Linked DNA regions of Homo sapiens: region 2 is linked to region 1. The links are chromatin loops, found by intact Hi-C in ENCODE. Cell type or tissue: PC-9. All regions are shown on one strand. Links, peaks and the distances in the headings refer to the core of each region. The heading gives the core; the rest is flanking DNA. Region 1 overlaps VDR (vitamin D receptor). Region 2 holds the start of LOC124902927 (a long non-coding RNA gene).

The links. Peaks named below come from ENCODE experiments on the same cell type or tissue, not always from the same donor. Only the 100,000 strongest peaks of a DNase experiment are listed, where the experiment ranks them.
Region 2: a loop joins it to region 1, with 2.3 times the contacts of the local background. A loop is called at or near these places in 4 of 110 quality-filtered maps.

The regions. Positions count from the first base shown.
Region 1 is chr12:47,899,142-47,902,045 of GRCh38, reverse strand. All of the region lies in intron 1 of VDR (vitamin D receptor), which reads left to right. Among named protein-coding and RNA genes, the nearest start is that of VDR, 4.4 kb to the left of the region's middle. In PC-9, for the core only: CTCF peaks have their summits at 1,199 and 1,404 (motif pointing left); a DNase peak (open chromatin) is centred at 1,345; H3K27ac peaks cover 1,987 bases.
Region 2 is chr12:48,020,730-48,023,633 of GRCh38, reverse strand. The region is part of intron 2 of LOC105369750 (a long non-coding RNA gene); the gene reads right to left. It overlaps LOC124902927 (a long non-coding RNA gene), which reads left to right and starts at 1,459. Exons shown (of 2, transcript XR_007063293.1): 1 at 1,459-1,669. RefSeq lists an enhancer at 1,125-2,116. In PC-9, for the core only: no CTCF peak of the experiment used is centred there; DNase peaks (open chromatin) are centred at 353 and 1,583; H3K4me3 peaks cover 192 bases; H3K27ac peaks cover 335 bases.

The DNA of each region.
Region 1 (2,904 bases), core at 107-2,606:
AATGCTCAAGGGAAAACAGGGGTAGCTTAATTCTGAGGACAGCCCCCGACACCCTAGCCTGCTCCCTGGTGTTATCAGCCAATTCTCGTCTTTTCCCTGGGGCGGCACTGCTCCCGGCCACCCTGTCCTGGGACCCAGCCCACCACTCGTGTGACTTCCCTTCACCCTTGACTTGTGACTGGCCTCACCTTTGGTTTTCCTGCCCCACCCCAACCTCAGACAGGGACAGGAAGGTCTGCCAACTCCTCTTCAGCTTCCCCTGGGGAAATTGGGGTTCATAGTGGAGCCAAGACTGGGCCTCACGTTTCCTCTTCCCTCTTCCTCCATATCTACAGCCTCCACATTTTGCTCATCCAGCTTCCCAGACCTCTGGGGACCACACTATCCCACAGAAAGTCTGGCTGTAAAGCAGGTAAGCAGCCAGGAAGGCAAGGGTAGGCAAACCTCGCCCACTCTGATAAAGGACATAGGTCACCTATAATCAGGTTCCGGGGAAATGAAAAGCAAAGTGGAGGCCAAAGCCAGGGAGAAGCTGCATTGCAGGAGACAGAGTCAGTTCCCAAAGACACTAGAGTTTGCCTCTTTGGTCTGGTCTGACTATTGGGGAAATGGTCCAGGGTGGGGAGAGGCTGTTCTTGCTCAATCCAAGTGACAGGCGTTGATGGCAGTGCCTGCATCCCGCTGTGGCGACATGTGGAAGAGAAACTGTCCTGCCTTCTGGGTCCTGGGTCCTCATGGTCCAGATGCAAAGGGTGGGATCCCCAGAGGTCCAGCCTGTGGGTGATCGGGCATAGGCGTGGAGGGAGCAGAGCCGCCACGATGACCATGTAGTGACTCTCAGTTACTCTGCCAGGAAGGAAGTCATTCTCACTGCCAACAAATGAAAAGTGCAAGTGAAGATCTCTTGGGAAGTCATGTCTTTGAAGTGACTTGTGGGCAAGGGGGGTAGGTGGTGAGACCGCCCCACCCCAAGGCTGGCTGGGAGAGGATGGGGGTGTCTGGTTGGTGAATAGCAGGAGTGGAAGGCAGAAGCAGTCAGTACTCTGTGAGTTGGAATGTGTGTCATGCTTTTGCAAACCTGCCCTGCAGGTCCTGTGCCAGGGAATAGACTAAGTGGTGTTCCCAGAACCAGATGCCATACAAAGTCCTCATTCTGCACAGGGGAGAGTCCTGGTCCTAAGCAGGGTGTGGGCAGCTGCACCGGCGGGAAAGCGGAGTCTGTGCAGACTCGGCAGTTGGTTCCTGAGAAGCTGCTGCCTCTCACTGGCCTTCTGATGACAACCTGGAGCTTGGAGGTGTTATGCAAGGTGGGACATTCCAGGCACTGTGGAATACCCATGAGGCCCGAGGCTTTGCTGGTGACACATCCAGTGTGTGCCACCTGCTGGTACTGGAGTTGTAGCTTCAGCTACTTACTGAGCACTCACTTGGTAACAGGTGCTGTGCTACGTGCCTCCCAGACCTATCACTAGGTCTTGTGAGGTAGGAACCAGTTATGTTCCCTTTACAAATGAGGAAATGGAGTCTCTGTGAGGTTAATCAACATGCCAAGCTGTCATAGCCTGTGAGGAGGAAACCCACGACTCCCTCTCAGGTTTGCAGAAGCCCATGCTCTTAACCTGCATGGAACTCTCCCACCTCTGCATTCATGGGATGGCCACAGGGCACTTAGTGCCCTGTCTTGTACATTATACACCCGCAGTAAATGTTTATGAGCTGAGAGGTTAGATGTACTAACTAGTTTGAACAAGTTGACCTGAGAACAGGCTTGGACTGCCCAAAGGTTACTCTGGGGACAGTGGCCTCTCAGAAGGAGGCTCCCTCTGCCAGCACTTTTAGATCTTCATGCCTCTCTGGCAGTCTTGGGCACCTTACTCTGGTTAAGAACAAGAACCCAACAGAGGTAGGATTGTGCAGAGAAATTGTGTGGAATCAAATATGACTCTAATAGTCTGGAAGGCAAATAGGAAACAATCTTTCAAACAGGCATCTTTATTGAAAACCTACTATGTGCTGATTGTCCCATTGGCCAATGGGGAGCTATTCTCACTTTGCCTACCTTTTCCCTCTCCTGGCTATCCCTTAAGGGCTCCTGAACCTAGCCCAGCTGGACGGAGAAATGGACTCTAGCCTCCTCTGATAGCCTCATGCCAGGCCCCGTGCACATTGCTTTGCTTGCCTCCCTCAATCCTCATAGCTTCTCTTTGGGGTAAGTACAGTTATGTTCTCTAGCAGGCATAGTGGGGAAACCAAGGTCTAAAGAGATGCAGCCACCTGCCCAAGGCTGCAGAGTCAGCCTGTAACCACTGCTTTACACGGCTTGCCAGCCCTGGGCCTGGCCATACAAACCGCTTTGTCAGAGCCTGGAGACAGAGGTCGCAGGAAGAGAAAATGCTCAGCCTGCCCCACCCCCTGTGGGTCTCAGGGTTCCTTGGTAGATGACTAAAATTTTAGGTAGTGCTGTTAGAAGCTAGTGGCCTGGCAGAACAGGAGAAACACAGGGTCTGAGTTAGACTCTTGGGTTCAAATCTTGGCGAGGTCGCTTTGTAGCTTGTGACCTTGGGCAAGTTATTTAATCTGTCCAAATCTCAGTGTCCTTACCTGTAAACTGGGTATAGTAATAGCTCCCTTGTAGGACTGTGTGAGGATTAGATGATGTAAGTCAAGTGCCTGGCACACAGTAGGCCCTTGAAAGGCATGTGTATTCAGTAGATATGGGCCAAGAGCCTACGGTGTGCCAGGTACTAGTCAAGACACTGGGAATTTAACAGTGGGGAAAAAAGAGACTCTTGCACTTCTTTTCAAAATTTCTAGCCCAGAAGCCTGTCCTTGTGAGAGGCCCGTTTAGAACTCAGGAATGGCTGTCCTGGCACCTGACTAAACTCAGATTTGGCAAATTGGTTT
Region 2 (2,904 bases), core at 193-2,692, 120 kb before region 1:
TCATTTGTTCTACCCTAACACAATCAAGAAAGATAAAAAAGAACACTGTAGCCAGGGAATCTCAGCTGCTGTGCCAGTCACCGGCCATTCATTGTGTGGGGCTGAAGATCTAGCTGGGAGTCAGGTCTAAGAACTGGTTCAGCTCCTCCCCTTGCCTCATCTGTGAAGGCTACTCAGAGGAAAGAAACATGCACCTAGGCTCTCGAAGCCTTCACTGAAGGACAGAGAGTGCTTGTTACAGGCAGTTCCTTCAGGGTTGAAATTCCATTTCAGGTCTCAGCACCTAAAGTCATTTTTCTTTCTTATTTATGTTTCCTGTGGAAAGTCTGAAGAAAAACTGGTGGAGCATCTTTTGAGTTTGCATTTGGAAGGGAGAAAATATGCTCCTTCTCTGCTGGGCAAACATTGCAAACATTGGTGCTTTCACAAACCAAACACAAGCTGGTTTTCAAAGCCTCCGGCTTGGCGACCCAGGGAACTGGGGGGAGGGGAGGAGAAGGATGCAGCCACCTGGGCTGGGGAGGTTTGCTTTGGGAGCAGAGGTTGGAATTTGTGAATTTTCTACTCCAAGAAGATCCAAATAGTGCAGCTCCAGCCCCATCCTGCGCAAGCTTGCTCAGGCAATAGGGGCTCTACCTGGCTGGGGTCTCGATGGAGAGCCAGGGCCTTGGATGATCACCTCCCCGCCCCAATGCAGCCTGGAGTGAAGTGGAGAGGGGAGGGGTGAAGAGGTGTAGGAGAGACGGTGCAGATGAACCAAGATGGCCTCAGGGATTCTGGTCCCTCTCTCTGGGTGATGCTGAGGATAGAGAGCGGGGGTGAGAGTGAGAAGAACATGCCTCTGCACCCACAAATTTGCCAGGCTTTCAAACACTGACCAGGCAATCCACTGGGCAGTTGTTCCTATAAAGCTAGGACTATGAGAATAGCAGATGTATACTATGGTCTGTCTGGTTCTTTCAGCGTAGTCTGTAGCAAAAGGTTTCCTCACTCCCTCCTTTTCTTCTTCCTTCCTTCCACTTCTTTCTTGACAGAATAATATAATAAATTTCCAAGCACTCATCACTAGCTTTAATAAGTATCAACTAATGGCCAATCTTGTTTAATCCATAACTGCACCTACTTCACCCACTCTTTGTCCTCCAACTGAAATGTTTTGAAACAAAATCTAGACATCATATCCTTTTATCCATAGATACCTAGATTTAAAAAAAATTTTTGATATTGAACTCTGATGATACAGGGAATCTCCTTCCCGGTATCTTAGGGAAAAAATGCCCTTCATAAGTCTACATATAAATTTTGCAAATCATTGTAGGGGTTCAGGGAACCTCCGAAGCTCATCTAAAGACCTTAAATTTAAACCCTTGGTATATAGGGTAATCGCTAGCTCCCATAGAACACATTGTTTTTGGTAGCCTGGAGCTATTAGCTGTTCCTTTGAAGGAGATTTACTTTCTTGTTTTATTTGCAATAGGTATGCACTGAGTGCATTGTGACCATGCTGGGTTATTGTGGGTAAAGGTGAGAGAAGGCAGGGCACGCAGGGCAGATGATTACATTCCTGCCGGGAGGGCTGGAGAGCCCTTGGAAAGCAGCCTGCAGGCTGAGGAAGGAGGGACTCCGGGATCTGCCCTCAGGGGCTGCAGGAAGGAGGAACCTTTTCTGAGTAAGCTTTCCTGGGGGTTTGTTTATTGGCCAGCGTTAGGTCTCTGAGTGGTTGTTAATGTGTTTGTTTAGGGTCCATTGTGATGTCTTTAAGATAAAGACCTGCTCAGTTTACAGGCAACTGTCAAGTACTGGGCTTGGAGCCCAGGGAGCCAGTGAGGGAAGCATTTCCAATATGGCGATCAAAGCCACACTTAGGGCCTTCCTAGGCTCCTGAAATAATCTTGGAAGGCACTCTGGGAGAGGATCAGCAGCATGCACAGGGTTAGACTAGAGGGGCTCTTTCAGGCTGGACAAATAGCTGTTGAATAAGGAAACAGACTTCTTTGTTCTCTTTTTTTTTTTTTTTTTTTTTTTGTTTTGAGAGGAGGTATAGGAGCAAAGCCATTTTAGATGCTAGGGGTTCTTTGGAGAGAGCCCAGAAGCTTTCTGATCTTAATATCCAACTCTTTTGCTATTTCCCCTACCTCCTCATCCCACCTCAGGGTCAGCAAATCTCCATGTCTGCAGACCCAGGGACCTGTAGTTAAGCTGCATGGAGCCTAAAAAAAGGCACTGTGGTGCTGGTGCTTGGATACACATGGCAGGGGACACAGAAGTACTGAGATGGGCACAAAGAAACTCTGGAATTTATAGTAGAGCAAGGATGGCATTTCAACCAGTTAGGATAGACTTTTCTTGCTGTCACCCAGGCTGGAATGCAGTGGAATGATCTCGGCTCACCACGACCTCTGCCGCCTGGGTTCAAGCAATTCTTGTGCCTCAGCCTCCCAAGTAGCTGGGATTACAGGTGTGTGCCTCCACGCCTGGCTAATTTTTGTATTTTTAGTAGAGACAGGGTTTTGCCATGTTGGCCAGGCTGGTCTTGAACACCTGACCTCAAGAGATCTGCCTGCCTTGGGCTTCCAAAGTGCTGGGATTACACGTGTGAGCCACTGCACCCAGCCAAGATAGAATTTTCAATAAATGTCCCAGCACAACTGGGCAGACATTTGGGAGAAAAAACAGTAAGTTCAGATGTATATCTCATACCTTAAAATGAGATCAATTGTATGTGGATCAAAAATTTAAATGTAAAAATTTAACCCTAAAAGAACTTAAAGGAGCCAGGAGAAAAAAATTTAAAATCTATGAATGAAACCAGAAACCATAAAATAAAATAACAATAAATTTGACCATATAAAAATAAAAAGTGTTTGCATGGCAAACAAAAAGAATAATCATAAACAAAGTCAA